5 separate regions of the Mus musculus genome follow, and regions 1, 3, 4 and 5 are each linked to region 2. A link is a loop called in an ENCODE intact Hi-C map of the cell type or tissue named here. Cell type or tissue: heart. All regions are shown on one strand. Links, peaks and the distances in the headings refer to the core of each region. The heading gives the core; the rest is flanking DNA. Region 1 has its middle 60 kb from the start of Gm40146. Region 2 holds the start of Camk2d (calcium/calmodulin-dependent protein kinase II, delta). Region 3 overlaps Camk2d (calcium/calmodulin-dependent protein kinase II, delta). Region 4 overlaps Camk2d (calcium/calmodulin-dependent protein kinase II, delta). Region 5 overlaps Camk2d (calcium/calmodulin-dependent protein kinase II, delta).

What was found. A loop is a pair of places that touch in the nucleus more often than their neighbours do. Peaks named below come from ENCODE experiments on the same cell type or tissue, not always from the same donor. Only the 100,000 strongest peaks of a DNase experiment are listed, where the experiment ranks them.
Region 1: a loop joins it to region 2, with 2.5 times the contacts of the local background. A loop is called at or near these places in 2 of 42 quality-filtered maps.
Region 3: it touches region 2 in a loop (2.0-fold over the local background); 3 of 42 quality-filtered maps call a loop at or near these places.
Region 4: it touches region 2 in a loop (4-fold over the local background); 2 of 42 quality-filtered maps call a loop at or near these places.
Region 5: a loop joins it to region 2, with 2.9 times the contacts of the local background. A loop is called at or near these places in 2 of 42 quality-filtered maps.

The regions. Positions count from the first base shown.
Region 1 is chr3:126,043,711-126,049,712 of GRCm38, forward strand. No RefSeq gene overlaps it. Among named protein-coding and RNA genes, the nearest start is that of Gm40146, 60 kb to the right of the region's middle. In heart, for the core only: a CTCF peak has its summit at 2,834 (motif pointing right); no DNase peak of the experiment used is centred there.
Region 2 is chr3:126,594,069-126,600,070 of GRCm38, forward strand. It overlaps Camk2d (calcium/calmodulin-dependent protein kinase II, delta), which reads left to right and starts at 2,883. Exons shown (of 21, transcript NM_001346635.1): 1 at 2,883-3,436; 2 at 4,998-5,092. The coding sequence starts at 3,372. In heart, for the core only: CTCF peaks have their summits at 2,827 and 3,042; DNase peaks (open chromatin) are centred at 2,223, 3,113 and 3,243; H3K4me3 peaks cover 3,531 bases; H3K27ac peaks cover 3,036 bases.
Region 3 is chr3:126,828,661-126,834,662 of GRCm38, forward strand. Camk2d (calcium/calmodulin-dependent protein kinase II, delta) reads left to right here. Exons shown (of 21, transcript NM_001346635.1): 17 at 5,914-5,989. Among named protein-coding and RNA genes, the nearest start is that of Gm15551, 160 kb to the left of the region's middle. In heart, for the core only: a CTCF peak has its summit at 3,080; a DNase peak (open chromatin) is centred at 2,991; H3K27ac peaks cover 377 bases.
Region 4 is chr3:126,743,778-126,749,779 of GRCm38, forward strand. All of the region lies in intron 4 of Camk2d (calcium/calmodulin-dependent protein kinase II, delta), which reads left to right. Among named protein-coding and RNA genes, the nearest start is that of Gm15551, 78 kb to the left of the region's middle. In heart, for the core only: no CTCF peak of the experiment used is centred there; a DNase peak (open chromatin) is centred at 2,794; H3K27ac peaks cover 3,396 bases.
Region 5 is chr3:126,733,855-126,739,856 of GRCm38, forward strand. The region is part of intron 4 of Camk2d (calcium/calmodulin-dependent protein kinase II, delta); the gene reads left to right. Among named protein-coding and RNA genes, the nearest start is that of Gm15551, 68 kb to the left of the region's middle. In heart, for the core only: no CTCF peak of the experiment used is centred there; a DNase peak (open chromatin) is centred at 3,457; H3K27ac peaks cover 777 bases.

The sequences.
Region 1 (6,002 bases), core at 406-5,405, 550 kb before region 2:
CATGTATGTGTGTGTGTGTGTGTGTGTGTGTGTGTTCACACTATGCATGTGTGTATGTCATGGAGCATGTGTAGGGCTCAAAGGAATATTTACAGAGGTATTATTTCATTCCACCGAGTGGGTCTCAGCAATCAGGTTTTCAGGCTTTGTGACAAGAGTGTTTACCTGTGGAACCCTCTTGACAGCTGGTCTCACTTTTTTGTCACAAACATTTTATTGCTCTGTTTTGTTTCCCCCTCCTACTCCTTTGAGACTATATCACAGCCACCCACCTGCTTCTGCCCTTGGGTTCTGGGATTACAGGTGCTTGTCACCATGCACAGTTAATATCTGCATACCATATTCTGTTTTATTTATTTCTACCTATTTTTTTCTAGTGGCAGTCTGCTTTTTTAAAGTTTAAATCTTTTTAAAGTTTCAGTCTTTTTTTTGTCCCTCCCTCCCTCCCTCAAATTTTCAGTCTTTTATGGTGTATGTATGTGCATGATAGTGTGTAGTGTGTGTGTGTGTGTGTGTGTGTGTGTGTGTGTGTGTGTGTGTGTGAGAGAGAGAGAGAGAGAGAGAGAGAGAGAGAGAGAGAGAGAGAGAGAAGAGTTACTTGTGGGAATCATTTAGATTCTGTTTGGAAAAGGAGAAAACATTTTTCAGAAACATCATTTGAGATAAAAATGTTCATGTTCTGTGGCTGGAGAGATGGCTGTGTTTAAGAAAGAGCACCTGCTACTTCAGAAGAGTTTGGTTTTCACATTCAAGTCAGGTGGGTCACAACTGCCTATAGCTCCAGCTCCAGGAGAATATGACACCCTCTTCTGGTTACCATGGACACCATCAGATATGTGAACACCGTTTACTGTTCCCAGGAGAGCACATCTACATACAAATAGTTGTAAAATGAGATCATCGTTTAAAAATTTTTAAGTTGCAGTGTCTTTAATACGTCACTAAGCAGCAACCATCTCCCTTTTTGCATCCCTCCTGTGACATAAGAAAGGCTGAGAAGAGAGAAAGGCTGGTCTCAGAGGGGACAATGGAGGAGAACTCAACCTTGGTAAAAGCCACTTTATAGTTCCAACTTTGTTCATAATAATTCTAGAAGAAAGTCCTAGGATTCTCTTAGGACACTGAATTTTGACAATAAAGTACCTTCTGTCTTAAACCCTTGGTTGTAATCAGATAAAGTGCTATTTGTAACACTAAACCATTCACTCATGAGATTCTCAGTTCGGAAGAAAACTGCAGTCTTAAAGCAGACTCTCATCTGATACATTTTAGGATATTTCAGCATGTAGTTCTTGTATGCTGTAATACATTAGTCTGGGAAAACAGTCTCTCCACAAATGGTTTTCTTCTTAGGACAGTCACTTAATGCCCTCTTCTGGTTATAGATCAAAGCAAAATCACTCTTATTGCAATGGTATTATCTGAAAACGTGAATGTACTATTTATTTTTTAATGATTTATTTCATAGTATGTTTCAACAATGTTTACTCTTTGCATATTTTAAAAGTTAATCTGCACTATTGATGCTAAAGGAATTCAAATGTTTAACCAAATTTTAATAAATATAGCTTAAAATATTTTTCAAGATTGGAGTCTATGTACTGGGAATTATTATTTTTGATAAAAATAAGCTAGCTCACAACTCTTTTCATACTTTTATAAAGAAAATCTTATATAGATATTCTAAACTATGGTGTTACTATAATTATTAATATCTAAGGTTCTGCCCACACATGTATATGGGAGTAGCTAAATCATCTGAATAGTCCATTAGTGGGTCAAATACATGATGGTATTTTAAATTTTTAACTTTATTTAATATGTATAGCCAGTTGTCCATACTTCAGTGGATGGCCCTAAACCTATGGTCACATAAGTAGCAATTAATGAACTAAATGGATTGTAAAAAGAGTGTATTAAGTTGGAAAAAGAACATGAAGAGGAAACAGGGAAGTTACAGGGGAATGATAGGGAGAGAATATGATCAAAAACACTGTTTACATATAGGAAACTCTCAAAGATTAAAAAAAAATAGAAACAACAATACTTCTAACTAATAAGAGATTTTAAAGCCTGTAGAATTAATAATTGATGTATATATGTAGGTAGCATCCGGATGCTACCTTGAACATACTGAACTGTATTGTTTGCAGTAAGATTATTATTTTTAGAGTAAACAATTTTAAGGTAAATTAATTTCAGATTGTCTTGGGCTAATAGTGGTGTACTCCTTTCAGAAAGGGAACCTGTGGAATAACTTCAAGACAACTCTGAGGATCCAGCCTCCCGAGTGGGCTGTCCAAAGTGGCTATTATCTAACGGATGCTAAGATCAGGGAAAGTGAAGCAATGTTCCTTTGGGAATTAAGTTCAGAAAAAAACAGACCTGCATTTTGTGCTTCCTCTCTTAGCCTTTCTGCCTCAGTCTGTTGCTCTGAGTAATGCCGTGTGCATACCAAACGCTTCATATGAGCAACCACCCGGGGAAAGCCAGATGCCATGGGGTTGATGCCTCTGGCTACAGGTCATTAAGGATCTGAAGCCCAGCCATAACACATCCACTGGCAAATGGAAGCTTACAGGTATTCAAAGAATCCAAGTGTAAACAATAGGATTTCTCCCATGTCCACCCACAAAAATCTATAGTATCTGTTCATAGATGAAATGCTCAGAATTACCAAATTGAAAAGAACTCAGGGGAGGCTCACACATAAGGAGAAATTTGGCAGCAGTCTAGAACTTGATTTGACCCCGAGAAAAACTGCAGCATAAAAACTAAACAAGGCATTTTTCGAACTAAGAAATTTACCAAAGTTTCTTGTCGACTTTGCCACTTGATGGAGCCATAATGCCAGATAACTTTAAAACCCACTTGATTTTCTCAGGAGCAGTCCTTGGGAGACATGTAGGCAAAAATACATTATCCTAGTCACTGTTTGTTCCATTGCCCACTGTCTTCCTCCTCTGAGCAATTGCTATAGCATGACGTGAGAAAATTTAAGATTGCCTTATGCTAATAGTACAGGATAGTTGCTTTATTTTTCTTTAGTTAGGGTGTGAGTGTTCAGGTGGGTGCTGATACAAATGAAATGTATGTTCGTGCCTGTAGGCAGAAGAAGTCTATCTTGGAGCTTTCAACAGTTGTTCTTATTATTTGAGACAGGATTTCTCGCTGGATCAGAAGCTAGCCTCTTGTGCTAGTCTGGCTGGCTAGCAAGGCCCAGCGAGTGACTTGTCTTGATGGATTACAGTATACACTGCCACACTGAGCTTGTCATGAGGATCCTGGGAATCTAAACTCAAATCTTCACCTTGCATGGTAAATCTATTCTAACAAATCAGAATTAGTAAAAACATTAAGGACAGAGATCATACCTTTAAGATGTGTATGCAAATATCATGAACAGAAGGGCCAGTTTTCTTAAAGAGTAAATCCTGGGCAGGATGTGTGGGTCAATCATAGGTTAGAGGAAGACTAAGCATTTCAAGGAAGAGTGAATGCATAAGGGAAAGAAGTGGTGGTTTTAGGCAACAGCCATAGCCTTATTCTTAGCAAGTCTGTTTAGTTTGTTTTGTAAATAAAGGGCATCAATCTATATAAAATCTTTGGCTCTCAACATTTCTAGAATCCAGAATTTCTCAGGATTTGTAAAGAAAAATCGCATCTGGTAGAATACAGCATCTTCCCAGAACATCTGAAGTAGTGCCAGATCAGTAAGTACCTTGAAGAATACATTCTACAATAATGGGACACTTTACATTTCCAGGTAGAGTATTAGGGACAAATGCAAGATAAGATGTGCCATGAAGTCAATGAGTGAAAAAAGGGAGTTTCAGGAATTAGGATGAGACAGAAGGAATGACAAGAAACTTCAGTAGCTTCAGGTGGTCTTGTTGTCCATGCACTATAGTTTTTGCTATTGTCTTAAAGTAGGGAAAGGAAAATGAGCTTCTATATTCTCATGTGATTAAATATTGGATAAGTGATGAAGAAGGGTGAAGTTGAGTGTTGTGGTTTCTTGAACCTGATAGTAGTTGACAATAGGAAACATACTGACCATCTTCACAAACCTGAGAGCATGACTTCTTCATTCCTGGTCTGTAACCTGTAACATTATATGTGAAGATTCTAGCCATCAAGGTCTGGTGACCAACACCTTCCCAGAAAATGGTCACTACCCCTTTCTATTGAACACCCAAACCAACAATGTGTAAGCTATAGTACATAGGCATTCTTTTAGATATATGTTGAGACACTGAGATGGAACTGAACTGAGTCTATGGGAAATGGATTGAGCCTACTTGTGTCTTCCACGTTCTATCATGTATAACATAGTAAGAGGCATGACTGTGGAAGGAGTGAGTGGGCCCCACTGGACTCTGAAGCTCTGATCCCTTCATGTTTGACTTCCCATCTTCTACGACTGTGTAAAACAAATTTCTCATGCTTAGAAATTATATAGTAGGTGGTATTTTGTACAGCAGTGGAACATGGTAGTCTACCAAGAGGTGACCAAGTGATTATCAGAACATGATATACGCTCCTACCTGTCTCCTTGTGCTATGTTGTCCAGAAGAAAAGAGACAGACAAACCTGATAATGTGATAACTTTACTTCTCACTCTCTGTTCACATATAGAAGCAACACGGAGAACTTGAGAAATGATTGTTTATAAGGGTTAACAAAGATTGTGATGTGTTTCTTAGTGACAATCTTTCCCTTTAGAGGGATGGGATCTCAGAGTGGCAGGGATGAGAAAAAGAAATTCAGTTGGGTCACTGAGAATGAATGACATTTGTGGAGCAATCTTACTTCCACACTTTGTTCTTAAAGGCATATTTATTTACTTACTGTGATTAAGCTTTAGATATTGACTTTCAAAGGATCTTAGGTCGTATAAATTCTAATGCAGTGGTGCGAACTATAGCATCATGAGAAAAATCCAAAATCTTGCAAGTAATATGTACCTATTCTTATAAAAAGTAAATCAATACCCTAGCCAAAATGGAAGGGATGGAGAGAATGTATTCAGTGTATCAATCGGCCAGTTGGTCTCAAGTGATAAATTTCATTTTTACTGCATTACCCAAGATGATTTTTCTTTGTGTATGTGGCCCAGAGAAGTCCAGAGTTTAGATATCCCATGTTCTAAAATACGGAATACTTTCTATAACACAAACTCCTGGCTTTCAAAGTTTCCACTGAGAAATCAGCTATTATTTATTCTGATACGCTTTCCTTTATATGTTGTGACTTAAGGTTTTGACTTTTGCTGCTTCAATTCTTTTTGTTCTATATTGTGTAGTGTTTTAACTATGATAGGCCATGGAGAACTTCTGGTTTTGTCTGCCATGGTCTTTTTTCCTTCTTCTGTCTCTGTGAGTATGTCTTTCTTCAGTTTGGAGAAGTTTTCCTTTTGATCTGGTTGAATATTTGATCTGTGACATTGGACTTGACCTAGAACGAATGTTTTACCTTGATCACAAATTTGTTTCAAGCTTACTTTTTTCTCTTAGTACAATTAGCCCATCACGTATGAAGGTTTTCTGAGCTTTATTTGCAACTTTATTCTATAGGGGGCTTGGGATTATTTGTGTTATTTTAAGCATTCTATGAAATCATTATCAAGAGTTGTGAAATCATCAATTCGTTTATACAGCATTATTACATAAGAGTACATTTTCATAATGATCTTCAGGAAATCTTAATAGGATGGGCTAGTGCCCCGGTATCATTATTAGGCTTTGTAATAGTGACAGGAAAGGCATATCACCAGCAAACTTCTGGGATGAAGTCTCTGGTGACTTTACATCTCAGAGCTCACCCATCTCAGGCCATGAAAAATGGTGGGCCATCTCTAGAAAACTCATTTGCATGCATTAGTCTTTCCTAGATGGCTCCTGACAATACATTATCCCAGGTATATCTTGGATTCTTTTATTTTCTTCAGTTATATTTAATACATTAAAAATTACCAATCATTTATATAAAACGTCCCTATA
Region 2 (6,002 bases), core at 621-5,620:
GGAATTGAACTCATGACCTCTGGAAGAACAGTCAGTGCTCTTAACTGCTGAGCCATCTCTCCAGCCCTTCCTGAATAACTATTAAGAGTCTCCTTTCTTTATTACTCTTTCATTCCTCTTGGTTCACTGCAATAGTCAGATAAGGACATTTGACTAAAGGCAAATACATTTGACACTAAATTCTAGTCACTCTGTTTACAAGTATGCCTTTTAAAAAATTTAACTATTTTGCAGGTATTCCTAAAATAATGAAATAGAACTAAGAGAATTATAATTAAGGCTGGAGAGATGGTTCAACCATTAAAGGCTAGTCTCACAACCAAAAATAATCAATCTGATTATTATCTTAAGGAAGCCCTAACTTTAGGAATAATTGTGAATTCTTTAAATAAAAGAAACATTTTAATGAGAATACAATATAGATCAAACAACAGAGCATGTGTAGATTAAACATTATTTGTACAAAGTTCTTGTCTACAAATACTAACTTGATAATGATACATCAAAAGCAGTTACTTTTTTATTATACTTAAAATTATTCTAACCATTTACAGTTACCATTATTTTAAACAACTGAGTTAAATACTGTAATTATGTAGACTTCACTGCATTGGTATTTAAGAAACAATTTTCTTCCTAGTTGTAAAAAATTTATTATGCTCATTTTTAAAATTTTATTTTTGTTTTCACTTTTGGATTTGGAAAAGAATATTAAGTTATGCCATTATAACCGAGAGCCATATATTTAAGCTACATATTAAAAATGTTTAGTTAAGGCCAAATTATATCTTCCTTTCAATTTTTGGCTTGGTTATTAATACTTAAACACTACTATTTCTCCTTTTAACTTTTTAGTTTCATCTTCCTTTCTTTGTCACTACATTTATACCAAGTAATCCTTATCTTTTATTGCCAGGATTTAAGATCCAAGCTCATTTCAGTTTTGTTATTAAAAATGTTCAAATTTAGCCAGGCATGGTATTTCACACCTTTAGTCACAGGCTGGGGAGGCAGAGGCAGGTGGATCTCTCAGTTTGAGGCTCAGCCTGGTTTGCATAGTGAGTTCCATGCCATTTAAGAGAGACACACTGAGACTATTCCAATCAAATAAAAATGTTCAAATTTAAGGACATAAAAAACAAAATTTGCTTTTAAAAACAAAAAGGAATCAAAGCTATATAAAAACCACAGAGGAACTTCAATAAGCTTCCAAGGGTGTCCCACAATGACAACTGAACAGCAGAGGCCCCCAGGTAGGAACAATACAAGACAAAGCGGGACGTGTGCTGATCCCACGTGCTTGGCAACGTCAAAAATCAGCACTAGGAATCTAGTGCGTGGGCAGAATATCAAATGATGTAAGTAAAATTGAAGGGAAAATTATAGTAAAACAGGCCAGTAAATGACATTTTCATGGGCAAAACAATGCAGACATTGAATGATGACTAAATTCAAAAAGTATTTTCTTGTGTTGAGTGGGAGAGGGCTATTAGAAGTATGAGTAATATTTGCAAAATCTATAACAAAAAAAAGCATTTAAAAATTATATGGCCGTCTGAGTACTTCAGTTCAAAGGCCACTCAGCATTCTTTAGAACAGGGAATAAAAGAACCTGCAAAGTAGTAACTTATAGCCGCCCTAAAAGCATGTACAGGCTCCCTAACTGAAAGTTATCTATCATCTTCCCACTGTGAAATTTTAAGTGCACGATGTGATTCTAAGCACGAGCACATAAGCAATAGAAATGCAGGATTTTATGGTTTCCTGCTGTAGAACAAAAAGCAACAGTCTGAAGAAAATTTTTTAAAAGTTCATGATGCGTCTCTATTTTCCGTAGGCCTCTAAATCTGCAATTGCCTCGTTTATTAAAGACTCAGAAGTGAAAAGAAGGCTCAGAAATGATCTTAGCCACCACTTACACCTTAACCCATCTTACATGCTAATTTTTTTTCTCCATGCTAATTTTTAAGCAACAGTGTCAGATATGCTTAACTGTACACACGTTCTTGAACTCTTAAATGGTTTTCCAGATAGCCACTGAGGGAGTACACTCCTGTGCCCCTACTTGGCCTGCTCTTTGAGAATGCAGGTAAAGAACTCCCACCCTCCCTCTCCCTTCTCCCTCGGCAACGCGAAACAGGCTAGGCACGCTCACGTGACGCTAATGACGTCAGCCCCCTCTGGGTCGCGTGACCCACAGCCAACCTTCCTACCGCCCCACCCCCTCGCCACTGGCGTGGGACATCTCGCGAGAAGCCTTCTTACTATCAGAACTTGCTGAGGTTACAGGGGAGTTACTCTGGAGAGGAAGGAAGGTGTGGCAGAGTGGTGCACTTTTGGGTTTCATTATGTTAGAGTTTATGATCAAGCAAATGCTTATGGGGATCGCCCTAGTCGGGAAAAGGGGAGAGAAGGGCGAAGACGTGACAGTAAAAACTGAAGCGAAACGTGGTGCCCTGACCATCTTTGCCCCTAGCTAAGGGACAGCCGGGCGCAGCAGAGGTGGCCAAGGCTGGCAGCCCCAGGCAGTAGCTGCGAGCCGGGGGACGTTGGACCCGGGTCTGGGAGCAGTAAACGCGAACCGCGCCCAGATGCAAGGGTTGCTTCCCTCTCTCGGCTTCCCCGGCCTCGCGGCCATCCCGCCCGGGTAGAGGCATCCGGGTTGTGGGAGCTTCGAGTGGTCTCTCATCTTTCCGCCCTTCGTGGGTCACTGCGACATCTCAGTCCCGTCCCCTTAAGCGCGCTCCCTGCTGCTCCGCGCATCTCCCTTCGGTCTCCCTAGACGGCTGCGGGAGAGCAGCCCGAAGGGACGCGGCTGGAGTCGCTAGAGGGAGGTGTGGGGCCGCCGAGGAGGGGGCTTCGCTGGGCGGGGAGAGGAGGGAGGAGGCGCCGGGGAGGAGCCGCGGCTGCCAGCTTCGCCCGAGCCGAGCGAGCGCACTCTGTCGCCCCGCGGGTTCCCAGCCTTGCGGCCCCGTGGAGAGGAGGGAGCGCGGGCCACCAGCGCCTCCTCTGCCCGCTGGAACGACCGGCTGGGTGTTCACTCGGCCGCTGCCGCCCGCCACTCCGGGCGCTGCGTTGAGCTCTCCGTGCGGCCTCGGTGACCGCGGCAACCCCTCCTGACACCTCTCCCCCGCCCCTTCGGGAGCCCTCGGCCCGGCCACCGCGGCGGGAGGAGGAGAGGACAAGGGATCGCGGAGCGGGCTGGTCTGGCCACCTCGCCCCGCGCGCCCCGCCCCTGCGCGCACTCCCTCGCCGGCGAGCTACTTTCGGACACGGAAAGTGAGGGCGGCCCCGGGTGACAGCGCGGCGGCGCCAGTCCCGGGAAGCCAGGTCTGTTCGCGTGTCGCCCGTCGCACTGTCCAGACCCCGCCATGGCTTCGACCACCACCTGCACCCGGTTCACCGACGAGTATCAGCTCTTTGAGGAGCTCGGAAAGTAAGCGTCCCTGCCTGGCATCTCCTCCTCCCCACGACCCCTCGTCTCCCTCGTGGGGATAGAGAGCCTGCGGGCCGAGGCGGGGAGACGGACCCTGGCTTGGTGCGGGTGGGGCACACAGGGAAGGAAACCTTTGCCCTACTGTGGCGGGTGCTCCGAATTCCCAGCCCATCTTCTCGGGTCCTCCACCTCTCCACGGGGGACTTAGTGAATTTATGATCTCTGCAGTTGTAGCTGTCATCCTGAGAAGTGTGCGCGCACGCGAGTGCGAATGTGTGTGTATGTGTGTTCGGAGAGGAAAGGAGATGCATGTAAAATGCAACATTTATCACATTTTTGGTAAATAGATGTCTCTTGCTCAGCCCGCGCTGTATCTGCGATCTGACCCAGGTTCGGATGAGCTAACGAGAGAACACTCGCTCTCTGAGATGGTGCCATATTTATCGATGCCGAAAGTTCAACTTGGCTTGGTGGAGAGTCTGGTTCGGCATCCAAGTAGTTGTTCCGTTCAGGAAAAGGGCCACCCAACAGAACCCACGTCCCTGCCATGTATCCGCTATCCTTCTTTGCACTAAGATGAGTCGCTCACCATCATTCTAGGATTTAGGTGTACATCGTCTCTGAGAGGATTTATTTATCCAGGCAGAGGAAAGCCCTAGAGCCCGAGAGAGCGTTTCCCCAGGGTAGCCTAGCTTGTGTAAAACGACCTCCTCCACTGAAGTGGCAGGACTTCCTTGAGATGTTAAGGAGGGACAGGGTACCTACTGAAGATCTGCACAGGGGCAACTAGAGACTCAGTCAGGAGGGAGTGTTGGTTTACCGAGCATCAAACCCCAAACCTATCGCTAATTTCCACTATCAGGGAAGGGATGCATTTGTGTGTGTGTGTGTGTGTGTGCTGTAGGTTTCCTTACAGTTGCATAAAAGGAAGTGTGAGCACTTTTAAATCAAATGAAAATGATATCTTTATAGATGATCTGCTGTTGAAACATGGAGTATGTCGGAAGAGCAGCTTAATTTAAATCTCTCCCCTCCCCCCAAGCCCAAACCAGGCAGAGAGAAATCACCTTACCCCAGAACCTGTTAAAGCACACCAGTGAGCTCGAGATTTATGTTTTAATGAAAACAATCGCCATATTTACTTAGTTGGAACCACGTTAATTATGTTTCCTACCGAAATAAACAGTTTTTTTTTTTTTTTCTTCTGTTCCCCAGCTCGGTCCTTTGCAGGGTTTGCTATGAGCATTTGGTGTTTTGTGAGTGTGAATTACAAATTGTTTTCAAATTTCATGTGCAAAAAAGAGTGGTCATAATTGGCATTACCTTCTATTTTGTTGATTAATAATCTGCGTGTTTCCAGTCAATTAAAAACGACTTTCATTCCACAACATTAAAAAAGATCTGGGCTGGCAGGAAAGAATTGTTTATTTTCTAGATAATGCTTTTATTATGTTGCTATTTGACAGACCACTAAAGGTTCATGAAACCGCTCAGATTTGTGAGTTTGCAAGTGGATACTAGATCTGATTATACTGACGACTTGCTAATTATTGGTTTCCAGGGGGGCGTTCTCAGTGGTGAGAAGATGTATGAAAATCCCTACTGGACAAGAGTATGCTGCCAAAATTATCAACACCAAAAAGCTTTCTGCTAGGGGTGGGTATTTTAAACCACATTTATTTATATATGTTAATGTTGTATTTGTTGTGTGAATGGTTGGTGTCTTCTAAGTAGTTATAGCATGTAGTTATAATTGAATTTTGGACTTAGGTATCATATTACATATTACCATTTTTCCTTGCCAAAAGCCTCTTGCTTTGTTTCCTTTGAAAAGTAGGTGAAAAATATAATTGTTATCAGCGAGTTATTAAAATGCTGTCTCCTAAGCAATGGTATAGATAAATATGTTGCAAAGCAAATAAATGTCATGAGGGGCCTTGCTGAAATCTGTTCAGAAGGATCTTGAAATGGAAAAAATGCAAGTCTCATAACTGTCATAATTCCCCTTTCACTTCTGAGACAAAAAAAAAAAATGGGTCATGGTTCAGTTGAATGTATGTTACAGTTGTAGTTACAGCTGAACTTAATACAGCGAGGTATATTTAACTTCAGTGGTTTGGGGAAGTAGGAAGAGATTTTTACTGTAATCTAGGAAGTTAGCTTGGCTTTGATATGTGTAGGCTAGGCCTTTTCTGGGTTTTCTGCATGAAACTTTCCATCAGATCATGCAATATATTTTACACCTTTAGCTTATAGCCACAAAGATACTTCATCCTGAGAGCTCTTGACATAAGTTTAAAAAAAAATAAACAAAAAACAAAAACAACTGGGAGCAGTGTGCCCACATGATGATGATGGTGATGATGGTGATGATGGTGATGGTGATGATGGTGATTAGAATCAAACAAAAGTCCATATACTGAAATGCCGGAGTTACAGTGACTAAGGTGCCTACGGATTTCCAAGGGAATTCATGGTGTGATGAAATGAAGCTGGAATCAAAAAGAACAGAATCCCATAATGCAGCCCCATCTCAGTGACCTGGTTTATTTTAAGTAATGAGAGG
Region 3 (6,002 bases), core at 605-5,604, 230 kb after region 2:
CAAGGGCACTAATTGATTTTTAAAAATCAAGTGTAGAATGTGTAGATTTATAATATCCTTTGAACCTAACCTAACATGAAAGCCAAGGAAAGTTTTATTTTTAATTAAAACATAATTATGTCGTTTTCCTCTTTCCAACCCCTCCTACCCACACCTTGCTTCCTCTCAAATTTATACTCTCTTTCCTCTTCATTACTGTTTGTACACAACACACACATACACACACACACACACACATGTATATATAATATGTATATATAATATGTATTATATATACATGTGTGTATATGTATATGTGTGTATATATGTAATATATGTACATACACACATATATGTATATATATAAAATCTTCAACCTGCTCAGTCCATTTAGTATTACTTTTCTGTACATGATTTCAGGGCTGACCACTTGTTATAAGATAACCACTTGGGGAACTCCTGCCTAGAGATGGAAATGACTGTTCTTTCACTCTTGGTCTTCCTCAGTTATTTGTAATTCTTTGTTTAAAGGTAAGGCCCAGTAAGCTTTGCCCCTTCTGCTGATGCTATTCAGGTCTTTTTAAAGGAGAATCAGTTGAGATCTGTTTTTGTTTTTATTTTTGTTTTGTTGTGAAACATGTAGAAACACGAGTGTGGGAAGTTTATTCAGACAGGAAAGCACATATCCAAGGCTCAGAATAGGAGGATGCAGGGGCATCTTGACTTGCTGGGAGCATCATGAAACTAAAACAGCCTTTGAGTAGGTCGGGTGAGACCTGATTGGGATCTAGACTGTGACATGTTTTGTAATCTCTTTTTGAATGTTAACAACAATGTAAAGCTCATAGAAGCCTTCAAGGAGAACGTAATCGGAAGAGAGAGGCATATGTAAACACCTGAATGTGTTATAAGGAGGAAGGGGAAGATCTGAGTTACTCACTGGAACTCAGGTAGGAAGCTTGCTAGGGAGCCTGGACAGGAGAGAGTACTAGACTCACAATGATGCAGGAGAAGTGGACCAGTGTGGAAATCATGCAGATGAAAGCAACAGAATTTGATGGAGTAGATAAGATACAATATTTTCTCTGGTTCTTGGCCTCATTCTTGTTTATACACGTAGAGAAAGATCCATTGAAAAGCAATTAGGTGTATGTAACAGGAATATGGTGGCCCTATATGACAAACTACTGAACAGGAAAGAATTGAATCTGTAAGTTCTGCTTTCTTCAGTGTCAGTGATCCGAAGAGGCAGCAGATCAGTATCTCAATGACAACTGGCACTGCCACTCTCTCCAACCAGTAGATTGTGTAGGGAAGGAAGACCTGAGAAACCAGGAAGTGAGTCACTGCAGGCTTGTCCCTCTGGGCATGTAAGAAGCTTTGTCTCTGAGAGTCACAGCATTGCTTGAAGCTTCTCTTCTCTGTCTCCTTCATGGTCCCTCTTGGGATTTCCCTCCCTAGCAGCTCTGTGCACTTTGTATTCTCTCTTGAGACCTTACAATCTGTCCAGGACATCACCTGATTAGAGGGTGTTCATCTACGAGTTTCTGTGCACAGTAAGAAGTGCAGATGTCATCTCACCTGTCTCTTCTCATCGGCAGTCATGGACCTTGACAAGCTTAATGCAGGGAGTTGTATTTGAAGTGGATGAAATATTCAAGTGATGCTTTTAAAATGGGCTTTGAGGTAGAGTTGGGAAGGAAGGAGCTGCAGATCTCTGAGTGCCTGTGATGGTGACTGTGTTCCGACACTAGACCCTAACAGGCAAAGCTGAAAAGCAGAACAGAGTCTCTCGCACGGGACCGTCTTTCAACCTCTGGGGGATGGGGACAGAATCATTAGGGGAGCGTTTGGAGACACAGTGCATCATACAAGAGCAGCATTAGAGAAGAAAGGGCCTTCCTTTCAAAACTCCCAGTTAGAAGCTTAAAGTGGAAGAGCGGGCGAGACAACCTCTAGGTAATGCACAAATGAGCTTCTAAAGAGAGGTGTGGATACTTCAGCGACCCTAAGAAAACTGGGAAAACAAGAGAGCTTTTTATTTCTCTGAGCCTTCCTGGAGTCTGGTGGGAGGTAATTCCACCACACCTAATTTAATCTGGCCTAGTCTGATTGCTAAGGGGCACAGAGAAGGTGGGGACCGGTAAGGACCATAGACTTACCCTATAGTTCCAATGGGGGAGGGGACCCTCGCATTCAGCGCTGTTCTGTTTGTTTCTTTGTTTGTTTGTTTGTGTGTGTGTGTTTTGGTTTGGTTTTTGAGGGGCCAGATCAGGGGCCTGGCCTGATTTTTCACAGACCTCTGCTTCTGGTGTTTTAGGGTATCTTCAAGTTGTAGGCTCTTTATCAGACAATAATGAAATTTGCTCTGCTGTAATCCTTGCACAGAGAAAAGAACCCTGAAGTAACCTGATGCTTGCCAATCAATTGTTTTTCCAGCATTCACTTTATCCTCACCAGAAAAGAAAGTAGCTTTGAGATGGCCCAGGCTACTCCTTGTGTCAACTTTCTTTGGCCTAGGAGCTGAACATTTTCTGATCTTTCGATTGATTTAAAAAAAGAAAAAAAATGTCAAAGAATCTGTGAGTGTGGGGAGAGAAATAGGACCAATGTGTTTGCATGCGGGCATGCAAAGTGCATTGTGGATGTGGGTCATCTTTTCCATATGCCTTCCTCCCATCTCTTTTCCCAAGCTGGAAATCCTCAAACACAGCCATCACTATCTTAAAGAAAAAGGGAGCAGAAAGACCAGACCTCCTTCCTAGAGAACAAGTAGCCAAGGCTGTGGCCCAGTGACTGTCTCCACAGCTCTCTGTTGCTGAGGGAGAGTGAGGCGGCAGTCACCCCACCCTCACACCCTAGGTCAGTCAGATGCTGAGCTTGTGGCAACAGCTCCGACTCCTAACCTCAGAGCACTGTACATGAGTGATTCATTTCCACCCTCTGCTTTCCTTCCAAGAGTCAGCTGTCATGTGCCAGGCCCAGCCCTGACTCACTCACTCACACGCCTTTGCCTGGGGGAAATGAACACTTCAGAAATTCCTGAGTTCCAGGCCCTTCCTAAGCCAAGACTCACACTGCCTCCAGGGTGACACAGCACAGAAGCATCCTCCTTGAGGCCTCTCTGGGTGTTGCTTGGCCAGCTCGAACAGCATGGGAAGTAAAATAGAAGATGGTCTGTGTGGCTCTGAGCATGCATAAACAAACTTAAAAGGCCACTGTAGCAAAACATCAGAAAGCTGTGGGGGATGGGGGTGGGCAAGGAGGAGTTGGGCAATCGTGGTTTTGAGTGAAAGATGGCCACTCTCTACTGCTGCTCCTGACTCCATCATCTGAGTGGGACAGGATGTAGGTTTTCTGGACCTTGGGAACTGTTCCAGAAGTGTCCACACTCTGTAAACTGCCTACTGAAGTCGCAAAACCAACACTTGGCTTTCATCTCCTCCTCCTTCTCCTCCTTCTCCTCCTTCTCTTCCTTCTCCTCCTCCTCCTCTTCCTCTCTTCATCTTCCTCCTTCTTCCTCCTTATTTCTTATTAGTATTAAAAGATTGGTTTTGGTTTCAAATTATAGTTTTCCAGCCAGCCTATAACTTACTGAAAAGGTTGTTAATTTTAAATGACAGTCTCATGTGAAGAGGGAGCCTTGGAAGCCACATCTCCTACATTCTCACTTGGAAGCCACATTTCCTACATTCTCACTTGGAAGCCACATTTCCTACATTCTCACTTGGAAGCCACATTTCCTACATTCTCACTTGGAAGTCACATCCCCTACACTCTCACTTAGAAGCCACATCTCCCACACTCTCACTTGGAAGTCACATCCCCTACACTCTCACTTAGAAGCCACATCTCCCACACTCTCACTTGGAAGTCACATCGCCCATACTCTCACTTGGAAGTCACATCTCCCACACTCTCACTTGGAAGTCACATCTTTTACACTCTCACTTGGAAGTCACATCTCCCATACTCTCACTTGGAAGTCATATCTCCTATACTCTCACTTGGAAGTCATATCTCCTATAATCTCACTTGGAAGTCACATCTTTTACACTCTCACTTGGAAGCCACATCTCCTACACTCTCGCTCCTGAGCAGCTTCTCACAGTTGTCCTTCATGATCCAGAATCAGGTTGGCTATCATGGACCTTTACCAAAGCTTCACGCTGCCAAGAACAGGTAGATGAATCACCTGTTGCCTAACTAAATTGAATGTGCCATTGGCAGCATCCTTGCTACGGAATTATCATCTGCTACCACTCCATCAGTATGTCCCGAGGATGGCTACATTATTCATATGGATCAATTAAATGGGAAAAAAACAGATATTATAAGTGTGTAGAGGATCTAGGAAAGCCCGTGTTCTATGCTTTCATACAAGTGAGAATTTATGCAACTATTGTGGACTATAAGCATGATCCTTTTACATTATAAACATTTACATAGTTAGTAGCCATTATATAGACAGCTCTAATAATCCTTTTATGAGGCCCCTGACTATTATATTTGGTATGAGGTAATGTCAGATAGTCTTAATGGAGTCAAATTATTTTTCCAGATTTATTTTTTAATAAGAAATGACTTCATTTAGATAAACAGGATCTTGAACGTAAATGCAACTTTAAGTTTTCATTAAATCCAGAAGATCAGATCATTTAAAATATGCAAATTGGTTCCTGCAATCAATAAGGAATTAAAGCAAAGGTTAGCATCTTCATGATGAGCAAGAGGCACAGAATAATTGCAAGTAACTTTGTGACCCCCTGTCTGAAAACCTAGTCAACTTAATATTTAAACATAATTTATATTTAAAACTAATAACATTAATATTTAGACATATTTCATGACTAAAACAACCAACATTCTGAAATTAAGAAAACGTTATCCATCGTCTCAACTGATCAAACTCAAAAAATTATTTAACGTCCATTTTATTGAACAAAGATTTCTTAGGCAACACAAAGAAATAGCATGTTCTTTGTTTGCAAAGAACTTTCTTTTTAAATAGGAGGACACGGTTGACACAATGTACAAAGTTTAAACAGCAGTCAAACAAGCCACATGCTTTATTCTAAGGTGTCAGGGATACCAAGGGGACAGTGCAGGAACTTCAGGTATTTAAGAAGAGGAAAGAAAACTTGAAGCAGGTGTAGTTGGAAAGAAAGTTGATTAAGGTGTGATATCTGAACCAGACCAGCCATTAATAATTTTACCAATTTTTAGACAGGAAAAGACACTAATTATGTTTGATGTTTGCTGGGTTTAATAGTTTTGCAAGGGGGTTGCCATCTGTTTATTGCCCACATTTGTAGCACCAATTCATATATTTCTGCTGCAACTTAAAGAGTTTACTAAAGACCATTTACTTAATAAGGTGGCCTAATATCATCCTGTTAATGTCCCCCTTCTGGAAGGGCCAGGCAGGTTGACTCAGGGAATACGAAGCCAGTAAACACCTGATGTCGACCATCTTTACTCTGCAGCTAGGTGTTTGTTCTCTGTTACTTTCTACAACCTAAATTTTTCAGTAACACATTTGTTAATAAAAAACAAAACAAAAAAAAATTCACAAAGCCAGAGTGATGAGGGTAGCTAGGGTGAATTCAAACTTCCGGGTGCCTGTTGCGTGTGAGCAAAAGCGATGGAGGCCTGCCTTCTGGAGGACCCTGAGAGCCCTGTTGAAATTCAGATTCTGAATGGCCTGGTCTGGGGTGGTACCTGGTTATCTGTGCTTCTAAATGCTCCTAGGAGAGGTAGGTGGTGTTGGTCTCCCATTTTGAGCAATAAGACTGTGCGAAAACGATCAACCATTTTGCTCCAGGAGAGGTGCCTCCTCTGATACCTGCATTAGGCAAAGCAGCTGTAGTCTTGACTGGCATCTTATATGTCCTTTGGCCTCTGTTCTCACCTGACTCTTATCTTTACTTTTAGCACGAAAACAGGAGATCATCAAAGTCACTGAGCAACTGATTGAAGCTATCAACAATGGGGACTTTGAGGCTTACACGTGAGTAGTGACA
Region 4 (6,002 bases), core at 394-5,393, 150 kb after region 2:
ACATAGTTCTGGAGACATTGAGAGTTAAACTTTTAACCTGCAGGCAGTAGGAAAGGAAGAGAAACTGTAGGCCAGGCTTGAGCTTTGGAAACCCAGAAGCCCACCCTCCAGTGACACACTTCCTCCAACAAGGCCACGCCTACTCCAACAAGGCCACACCCCTAATTCCTCTCAAGTAGCACCAACAAACATTCAAATGACCAAACATTCAAGTATATGAGCCTATTGGGAGGGAACATTACTATTCAAACCACCATAGATGCATACAGCAATATTAAAAACATTATGAAATTATATAACATCTATGAATTCTATTAATAACAGGGTATGTTTTATCATATGCAAAGTCTATATATGATTTATATACATGCATCCCATAATATATATATGTTTGTAAATGTAAAGGTTCTTTGTGTGTATATACAAATGAATATGCAAAAGGCTTGAGTGGAACAAAGAGTGATGTTTATGGGGAAAAAGATCACTCTAGAAGTGCATCTTCAAGCCTTAAGTAACATGTTTAATTATAACAAAATATAATCTTTTTATTATTGCCTATGTATTACTCAATTTTTGAGTTTTTAAATTCAAACAGTGCTTGGTGTTAATCCATAGATAACGAACAAGCAAACTATTTAATTTATTTTATTTTGCCTTGGAATGGAAAACTGTCAGGTGATTAGTAAATGAACACATCAGATTTAACTGGGAGTTGTTCAAAATAACTGGTACAGTCTGGAGCTGTATCATTGGCCAAAGTGAGGCGATGAGCAAGGACAGCATCTGCTGAGTCCTGCTTGGACAAGGAGAGAGAGAGTGACTCACCTATGAGTCCAGCCTCAGCAGGCTCTGGAATTAGCGACTGAGCCATCACTGCTTCCCCTAGGAGAGAAAGCTCCTCCACCCCCATCCCCCATGTTGTGTGTTTCTCTGAGATGGCCAAAATCCTGTCAAGGAACCTCTTGCTTTCCTCCATAAGCCACACATAGTCCCTTTGGCTACAAATCCTTAGTTAAACCAGAAGCAAAAGCAAGAAAGAGAAACTAGGAGACTAGAGAGGAAACATTAGAGGGGGAAATCAGCCCAGCATAGAATAGGAAGGATATGAGGAGGCCTCCCCTGGTATGGTCTGGGGTAACTATCAGCTTTTGTTTGATTCTGTTTGTGTATGCTAATGTGGCTTTTTCCACTTCAGTTGTTATTCATATGGAACCAGTGCTGTGGCTGTAAAGCAGGAGGCAGAGCCCTGAAATCAAGTGTGTAGGTTTGACCTGCCCTTCTGCCGATTACTTCTACTCCAATTTTGAGCAGTCTGCTTTGCTTCTTGGAACCTTAATTTTGTTGATTGTTTTGACCAAAATAACAATATCACACATTGTCCAGAAGAATTAAATAGCTCTGTTGGTGTAAACTTTGCCAAAGAAGTATTTGAGGGAGAATAGCACTTGATAAGTGTTACTGTAGTTTAAAAATTCTGAGTTCTATGGAAACAAACACAGTTTTGAATTGTATCGACTTCTTTCCTATCATACTGTTTCAGAGAAGAAGGGGTGGGAGCGGATGCAATTGTGTATGATGAAGCAACTGGGGGTAAGCTGAAAGAGATCAGGGAGTCTAGAGGATGAAAAACACCTTCCTAACTAGTACCTAATAAACCACAGTGCTCATGACTGGTCTTGAAGTATGCATGCATTTCTATGGATGGAGCAACAGTGACAGTCAAGATTTGCTTTCATTAGATGAGAATAAGTAGGCTCTTTGCTTACTCACCCTTTCGCTGCTTCATCAGAATTAGGAGGCTTGTTATAAAAGCACATGCCTATACAGGATTTTCTGCCCTGATCATCAGGACCCGGGAAGAAGCCCAGGAACATCTGTCCTCTGTCCTCTCCAGACCTCCAACTTACACAGTCGCCCTGTGTGAGTCCCCTAACTCAGTCTGTCATGCCCATCTTTAGTCCACGTGTATTAGCACGTGGTAGGAATAAAGGACATGTCCAGGTAACATAAATACCAAGAAACAAGTTAGATACCTGCTTTTGTCAGTGCATTTTGTCTGTGCCCTTGTTTTATATGCATTTAACGGTAGTAATAAAAACGAAAATTGCATTCTTTATCCCCAAGTGGTCCCATTTCAAACCATGAGTGCTTTCAACAGCAGCTAATAGGTTGGGTTTTCCTGCTGGCAGTGTTCCTAGAGAATGTTGGATCCGGGAAAAGTTATCAGGAGAATCCTACTCTGTAAAGGAGATGAGTTTCCTTTATAGATGTAAATGAGTGTGATGTCACCTATTGTGGGTTTTGTCTCATCATAATGCCACTACAGGGCATTTCACAGTAGCATTAAAGAAGAATTCTTGCTTGTTATTCCAGGAAATTATTTATTCTGATTTTAATTTCTCTAAGGGAATTATTTTTATCACCGAGAGCAGTATCAGTTATATTAGAATATTTTAGATTAATTTCTTACATGAAACCTACCAAAACTTGATAATGGAGGCTTTTATTCGGCTGATGATTCCGTTCTCATTGCTGTGCATCCTGTGCAGGCTGCATATCAGAGTGTACACAGGGAAGTCACAGCCCTGGGAAATTCTCATCAAAAACCAGTGGTTCATCCGAACGAAGTGGGTGGAGCTTCAAGGTGACAGTTCAGAGAAAATTTAGCATGCAGCAATTTAAAATTAGAAGCCCTTGATGAAAGATGAGACCTGTTTTAAGCCACTTGGTGAGCCCCACCTTTTAAAGGCAAGATTGGACTCCAGAGGGCTGCTGAACAGTCACGGGAGGACAGTCTGTCTCCTCCCATTCGGTGTGTGTGACTGTGTTAAATAAAGCTGTGACCTCTGATTATCACCCGGGCATTTCCACTGGCAGAGTGCCATGGAATAGCACATATTTGTCAAGCAGTAGGGGCTGGATTCAGAGACTGTCTGAGCTTCTAACACTGCCTACTGTGTATACTGTAAATACAGTAAAAGCGACATTTTACCTGGGTAGCAGGTAAGCGAAATCGCTGTGATTCCTGGGCATCACTGCTCTTTCACACATTACCTGTTTCATGAAGTCCGTGCCTGTTACTTAAATGATCATGTGACCAGGCAATGGGGAGAAGAAATATCATCTAGTTTCTTATAATCACCCATGTATATAAGATTCATGCTACTATTTAAGGGAAGGTCTTTCTTTCTTTCTTTCTTTCTTTCTTTCTTTCTTTCTTTCTTTCTTCCTTTCTTTCTTTCTTTCTGTCTGTCTTTCTCTCTTTCTCTCTTTCTTTCTGTCTTTCTCTCTTTCTTTCTCTTTCTCTTTCTTTCTTTCTTTCTTTCTTTCTTTCTTTTTTCTTTCTTTCTTTTGTTTTTTGTTTTGTTTTGTTTTTTCGAGACAGGGTTTCTCTGTATAGCCCTGACTGTCCTGGAACTCACTTTGTAGACCAGGCTGGCCTCGAACTCAGAAATCCACCTGCCTCGGGTTCTTATTTCTAACAATTTTATTTCTTTATCTAGATGCTTACATGTGACTAAATGTGGCCTAGTGCATATATGTGGAGGGCAAAGGACATGTATATGTGGCAGTCAATTCTTTTCTTCTACCATGTTGCCCAGGGTTAGAGATATAGAAGTCAGTTCACGGTGCTTAGTGGCAAGCACCTTTCCTGGCTGAGCCATCTTGCCAGCCCAGATTTTGTTGTTGCTGTTGTTCTTTGTTTAAGGTAATAATATACTAAATATATTGTACTAAAGTGTTGGCTTCTGTCTTAAAAGTGCAAGGAGGGATATATAAAATATGTGACTTTGAAAAAATGTTTAGTTACGAATTTTCTGTCTTGATCACCTGTAATGACAGCACAACAACATATTATTCAAAGTTCACAGGAATCGTCACTAGTCTATGCATATTGTGCCTCAATAAATGAAGGTGGAAAGATGGCTGAGTTAAAGAAAAATCAGTAGGAGACAGAAGTATGTGTCTTAGATTTAAATGCTTTTATTTACTTAATGACTCATAAGCAAATGCCCTTCCTGCCCCATGTTAACTCATGGAAAATAAATCTCATTCCTACCCCAGAAGGGGCCACTCTGGACATCATGTGACTCCAAACGCTGGACACGGATTATTGGAGCAAATGGGGACCTGGGTAGCCTGAATGATAATCAAGACAAGGACTAAGATTTTATGGACTTAGGAACAGAAAAAAAAAATACATATCCATGTAATAATGCTGAAATGGAAGCTACAGAAAAGTGTTATGCAAAAGAAGCACACCATAAGGAAGGGAGAACAAGGCGGTCTTTAGGAAAGCCCAGCAAAGCCCTGCATTTTCATGTAAGAAGAAGGGAGACTGTGCTCTGGTCACTTCCAGAATTCTCAGGACCTGAGCTAAACGTGGATCTGAATTCTCTGAGTTGCCCTTATGAATCCACTCTTGCTACTTTTTTATATCTGGCAGGAGTTCTAGTTTTCATGTAAAGAACAGAAAAAAGAATGTCTTTTACATTTTTTCCTAAATGTTCATTTCTAAAAGAATGAATTAACATTTGATATTTTTAATCAAACTTTATAGGCTATGCTAGTTACCTTTCTGTTATTCTGATAAAATGTCGTAGCTTAGTCAGCTTACAGACAGAAACCTTTATTTGGGCTTAACACCTCAGAGGAACAGGAGACTGTCAAGGCAGGGTAGCTTGACCACAGAAAAGCACTGGCTGCTAGAGAAACAAACTAGGAGCTCACTTCTTAAGCCAAAAGCACAAGCAGAGAGCTATCTGAAAGGGTCAGAAGTCTTTAAACTTTTCAATGCTTACCTCCAGTGATGTACTTCCTCTAGTAGGGCTTAAATCTCCCAAACAGCACCATCAACCAAGGAGCCCAGTATCCAAATGCCCAGGACTATTGGGGACATCTCATTCAAACTGCCACACAGGCCAGTGTTTCTGTGGTTAGTGTCATCCCCTTTATTCCTAAATTACAAGGCTCTAGCAAGGGAAAGAATAAACTTTCACAGAGGTCTAAGCTAATTTTTCCAGCTCTTTCCACATGAAGTAGACTCTACTTGTAATCATATGTTAAAGTAAACAGTTATTGGTCCCTTGTATTTCTGAAATACCTGAGCCTGATAGTCAATATAAAGATGTCAAGTAATATGGTTGGAATCTATCCATCAGAATTAAATAAAAAATAAAATTAAAAACATTAGGGTGTGTGTAAGTAAGAAGGGGAAGGGAAAAGATGTGGGGGACATCATAATGTGCCAGTCACAGGGCACCTTACTGAAGTCAGTTTTCTCTCATATCACCAAATGAGTTCTTGGGATGGAACTCAGTTCCTGAGACTTGGCAGCGAGCACCTTTACCCACGGAACCATCTCACTGGTGCGAATGATAAAGTTAACAGATGCAGCCCTCTCATGGACATCTGAGATGTTCCGCTCCGTAGCAAGAAAGCCGACGTGAGAGTTAGCTGTCTCACGGCTGTGTCTCACTGGGGACTGCTTTCTTCGTAGTTTGATCTTAATGTCAGTACTTCTGGTTATGTATGTCAGCTAAGAGACACAGAGTGATGCTGCTAATGTTTGTACTTGGCGGACCCTGGTGACCCAGTGTTGGAGGACAGAACTGTGTCCACACCCAAAGAGAAGGAGATAAGTAGTTAGTAAATCACCAAGCAAATCCACAGAAATAAATTTTGATTATATAATTATTAAGAGACCCGTGAGATTCAGAAAATGACAAGATAGGGATGGATGACTTAAAAGGCTGAGTACCATGGGGCATCAGGAGCAGAGGTGCACTACAGGTGCAGGCTTGAGAGTAGTCTCAGTAAGGGGCAACAGGAAGGCCACTGTAGGGGTCCAAGATGTAAAACTGTGAAGTAGGCATGGGTTTGAGAATAAAAAGCCTCAAAGGCCAGGAAAGTCAATTTAAGGTTATTGCATGTCCTGCAGGAAGCCATGGCAGGCTTTAAAAAAAACAGGAAAGGGAATAATCCGATTTCATTTTACAAAG
Region 5 (6,002 bases), core at 723-5,722, 140 kb after region 2:
GATCAATATCAAAGAGATTTAGTAGTTTGTATGCATGGGTATATATGTATATCAGACATACATACATACATATGTATGTGTAGTTGTAATAATTAAACAAGAGGTCATGAATGTGAAAAGGAGTATGGGGATACAGGAGAAATAGGAGAGGAAAAGAGAGGGGTAGAAATAATGTAAATACAATACACATATATGAAATTCTCAAAAATTTAAAAACCATATGACAGAGTGACATGTGTTGGGTGTTATATTTTGCTGTTCTTCGTTGTGACAAATGTGCATCAGGAACTGCCAGGAGACACATATGTTGCATTTACACAGATACACTGTGTATGTATATATTAGAATACACATCTGTCACGGAACTGTAAGCCATATAGGTACACAGATAGAAGAACAACACTTGGATTGAATATTTGTGATTTTTCTTAGGAAAGTAAGTAGAGAGAATTGAATGGATTTGTGAGAAAGTCGATAATGAAAATAGTTTTCGCTCTCAGAGATGCCCACAGCTAGCAATTCTGCATTACCATCTCTCTAAGCTCCTTCTCTTTTATATAATATGTACCAGTGTAACTCAGTAAGAAACGTCAGATATTTTATTTATTGGTGATATCAGAAATAAAAGATCTGTTAGTATCATTGTTTTCAGACTGCATAAACGGACTTCTGAAAGCAATTGGATGGGTTTTAACAGCACATAGAGCAGACTTAACATTGTCAAAAGCTTTCAGAGTATCTGAAAATGGGAGCCACCATTCATCCAGTCAGAGCTGTCAGGAAGACAACAGAAGGCACTGACATGGAGGTGAATGCACTCAAGTGCTTGGACCATTTCTTCATTCAACAAATATGCATGATCTAAGCATCTCTTGCGCAAAGTGTTGCACATAGTGGTTGAAGGAAAGGAGAACACAATGTTTTTTAAAGGTATCTTTGCTTTTTACCTGCAACTTCAGTCTCCTTACATAATTCTGTATTTCTGGAGCTATGCTGCTTTGCCACATGACCGTCATGCTGACCATATTTAGAGCACACAGAGACACTGGGTTAGCAGTGTCTTAGCCCATGTTGTTATTCAGGGCAAGGGTGGGAGGTTCCTGTTAACATTTTTTTTTTTTACTAAATAAGACCAGATAGGTTCGGTTTTTATCTCCAATATGGCCCATTATGCATTTCATGGCTGATAGCAAATTTGCTGGATATTGTGTTCTGACTTTCTTTGTCATTTTTCTCTCCTCAGTCTTTGTGAACTGCAGTTGACATATACACAAACTCCACAGCACAAAGTCCTCTGTGCCCTGTCTCTTGAGGAGCCAATATAGGGCTCTCTTCCCGGGGAGTTCTCAAGGCCAGTGATCCCTGGCATTCCCTTCCAACCTTCTTGGAATTTCCAGCTCTGTTTGAAACACTTGTTTTCCTTGTGTAGTGTCAGCATTTCCACTACAGTTCTTTTCTTTCTGCCTGTCTTCCTTCCCTCCTTCCTTTCTCCTTTTTTTTCCTTTAATGCCTGGCCTAACAATTCCCACATTCCCGACATGCCTGTGGTTCAGGTTTTGTGTTTCCTTATAATCATCTGGAAAGGAAGATCTGTGCCCGGTGAAAGGAACTGTGGCAAGTAGGTCTGTAGAAATTTCAGAGAAAGCTATGAGAGGCGGCTTCTGTGGCCGGTGATTAGATCTCATTGCTGTGTGCGGCTTTTGTCCCTGTCATCTTCTCCATGCTGAGAATGGAGCAGGGTGGTTTGGAATCTTCACCTGTCCCAGTTGCTTCAGCTGTGGGGACTCCTCAGTAATTCAGGTTCTTCTGAAGCAGTGTCTCCTGTGGGCAGAACGTTCCAAGCTCAACAGAATGCTTTGCCCTGTTTCAGCACGCTCTTTCCTCTCCTGCTCAGAGAGGCAGGGTGGGATTTCTCCTCCAGTGTCCCCTGTGATGGCCTGACACAGCTCTTGGACCTTGCTCTGGTTTGTGTGTCCCTAGTGGGTTCATGTGTTGAAACTTCATCGACATTTTGAAGTGTGAAGAAAACAGAAACTTAATCCAGGCACAGAGTTGAGGGCTTTGGGTGTCACTTCACATTTAGATGAGTTTGTCAGGGTGGAACCGTGTGATTTAATGAGGTTTTTTAAGAACAGAGACTTTCCAAAAGAGTCTCATCATGAGATACTTTGTGTCCCATCTGTGCTCTCTGAACCAGAGGGCCATCAGCAGATAGAGGGCTTTGAACCTATTCAATTGTGAGCTAAATAAACATCTTTCTAAAGTTACTCAGATTCTATTATTTTGTTTATAGTAATAAAAAATAACCAAGGAGAAGGTTAAACTCATCAAGGAATGAGGAACTCTAAGGACTATGTTCCCAGGAAGATCTTAATCTATTAAGATTGTCTGCCATGATCTTTGCTAATTCATTGCACTTTACAGTTTCTTAACACACTGGACCTGAGGAGGCATCGCCATCAACCTCTGCTCTGCTAAACCATGATGTGCTATAGTGCCCTACTTGCCATACAGAGGGCACGGGTTTACACTGTAATCTCACCGTCATGGCATGAATATGAAGGGTCATCCTCAGCCTGTCCAGCTCTTTGCCTGTTACTGCAAAGCGTTGGTCTTTAAAGGCTAGACAACATAGTAGATTTCACAGTGTTGTTCTACTTAGCTAAATCTATTTAATAATTTCTTCAACACTTATAAAATTGTTTTGATTTAAAAATTAAAGGGAGACATAGTTATTCATTAGCCAGAGATAAGAAATCGAGACCAGGAGTTTGAATTTTTGCAGCATATCATAGGATATAGAAGCCTGGCCTACGTATTTTTCATTGCGTTCTTGTTCTTATTTGCCATGTAACAGAAATTACTGACTGAAATGTTGGCATCCATAGTAATTACAGATGTAATTCTACATATCTTGCTGTGACTCTGAAGACTGCAGTACTGGTGTCATGGAAATATATGTTATTTCCAACGTCATTTCATTAAAGATGAAAACTTAAAAAAAAAAATTAGGTCCTTTTGATTTCCAAGCCAATGACTGAAACTAATCATATTTTAAAACACATCCACACTGGAATTCGATGTCCTGTTTCATTAAAGAACTTTATTCATTTTTGTTAAAATTTTGATAGCACACTCTTCTCAAAAACTTAATTAAATATGAGCCCATGTCTGGCTACTAATTCCCTTGTATTAAATAACTTCAGTGCCACTCCTTAATCTGAAGTTTCGATTTGCAAACAGGCTGGAGTTGCTATCATGGGCCATTGACATTTGGGGGTACAGGGTACAGTGTCCGAGGACCGTCTGTGATATGCTGCTATGTAGAGAATTTGGAAAAGTTACAATTTCAAAGATGTTGGACTAAGTTTAGCAGACAGCTTCTTCAGTGTGGGATATTTTCTGCTATGTGGTCATCCATTTCATCTTCCAGCCTGGACTCTGTGGCAGGAAGCCCAGCTCCCACCTGATCCCTGCCTACTTCTCACTTCTTGAGCCACTCAAGCTTGGCAGGTTCTGCTCTTGGCTCATGGTTAGACTCCCCCCTCCCCCCCCACTCCTCACCCATACTTGCTGCTTTAGACATTCTCCACAGATAGAATTGCTATTATGATCCATTCATTCAGTGGATCCTGATTGAGTGCTAATTGCATGGGAAGCATTTTGCTAGATACTAGAGATAAAACAGGTGAATAAGACACAGCCCCTGCCTAAGAGGCGTTTGCTGCTAACCAGAAGAGACTAGAGGTCGTGTGAGCCTCATGCAAGATGAAGGCAGAGGCAGCACCTGGTGGCACGGATGCTAACATAGGCAGCATGTGGAAAGGTCCGAACAAGACTGGAAGATTCTGGAAATGGTTTGCTCATGGTGGATAAACCCGGAAGTTTGAAAGTAGATAGAGAGGGCACCAGTAAGTGTTTGAGACTAAAAGAAAGGCAGGCTGCAACCAGTTCCCTATGATCATGCCAGATTAATCACTTCTTGCACTAAAGTTTGATTCTGACTTTAAAAAAAAATGCAATTCAGGGTAATAACGCAGTATATGTAGAGGAAGAAATTCTACCTTCCAGGGAGGGTAGTCTGATGTAAGTTTCTAGATTATGGGGTCAAAATATTAAAGGAAGGCAAGCAGAACAGGTTTTAGTAGTTAAAAAGTAGGTGCAATGATTCATTGGAGCTAAATTTTCTTTTTTTCTTTTATTGAAAATATATTTTAATACAACATTGACTAGTTATGCCCCCCACCCAAAACACACAACTTTACTCCCATCTGGATTTACCCCCATTCTGCCTCTCATTAGAAAAAAAAAAAAACAGACTCTAAGGGATAATCATAAAATAAAATATAATAAGCTTTAAAAAACAAAGAAATCAGAATAGGTCAAAACAGACAGAAGGGAAAGAGACCAAGAAAAGGCAAAAGAAACAAAGATAGATGCAGAGACACTAATTCTTTTGTTGAGAACTCTTGAAAACATTCTCTTCTTAAAGTAGTTACAGAACTCTGATTAGAGAAAAAAAACATTTTATCTCTCACAGAGCTTCGACCAACTCCTTAATGACTTTGTAACCGAGAACAGTAGCACTTTATTCCTACATATTCAGTGATGCTTTTGGAATTGTGTGCATGTGAATAAAATAACATATCACATTGAAGGATGAGGATGACATCATGTCCAGGGGAAACATACATGGCTTCTCACGGTCAAACTTCTGGAAAGGCTCTGTAGAGAGCACCAAAGCACACGAAGCGTTCAGCGAGGCTTTCCTGGACGAGTGACCTGACGTTTCAAATAAGTCAGAAGAAATGAGAAAAACTTACAAAGAGTGCCTCATATGATACCGTATGTATTAGCAGATGATTGGCACACGTCCTGACATCACATGCATTCTTGTGGTGTGTCATTTCTGTTAGGTGCTGATATGCCCAGCATCTGACTTACAGAGTTATTCTTTTTGAGCCCTCTAGCCAAACCCTAGACAAATAATACCCTTCTTAGTTTATTTCATTCCAAAGATAGAACCAAACTATTTAAAAGAAGAAAAGTGGTTCCTGTTGGTTTATAAATATCTGGGTGGTGAGTGCTTGACGAATAATACAATTTTAGTATAAGATGGTATTCATGTCTTCAGTTCTTTCATATGCTTGTGTGTCCATCTTCTTGTCCACTTCCTAAATTAATCCCAGTTTCTGTAGCCATGCAGTAACTGTGGTGTGTGTGTGTGTGTGTGTGTGTGTGTGTGAGAGAGAGAGAGAGAGAGAGAGAGAGGGGAGGGGGAATGGGGGGTGTCTATTGTTGGTCTGTATGATATGTGTTTGTGTTCTTAAAGTTTAATGTGTCAATTGGTAAGAGTCTTTCAGTCATTTTAAGATATTTCATTTCTTTCAAAGGATACCTGAAAGAGAAATGCTAATTTGATTTTTCATACATGTTTTTGAATTTTATAAGTTTTGAATTCTAAATTAATAAGGTAGTATTATTTAGGACTTTCACTGAGCCTTGAAACATAAAACGTTCAGAAAGTGAGGAATGGAACCAGACCAGGAAATGACAGGTGAATGTGTTCAAATTGTGTGTTTGAGGTAAAGTACATGTATGAAAGTGCCACAATGAAATCTATTCTTTTATATAGTTAATAAAAGCTAATTAAATAGTGCTCTCAATAGACTTATAAAGGAAAATCATAAGTTTTCTTCTGTTCCATTATTGTGTGTGGTCATGTAAAATTTATGTGATGTAGATTTATTGGTCTAGGATGCATGTTGCAGTGGTAGAACACTTGCTTAATCTGCACAGTGTCCTGAATTCTATCCCCAGCACACATACACACACACATACACACACACACACACACACACACACACACACACATATTCACAAACACTCTCCATTGTGTTATGATCCTCCGTTGATCATTGATTTTTATATTATGAAATATGCAGTTTACTATATATTGTTAAATGAGAAGGTAGAGAATCAGATCTTAACAAATTATATTT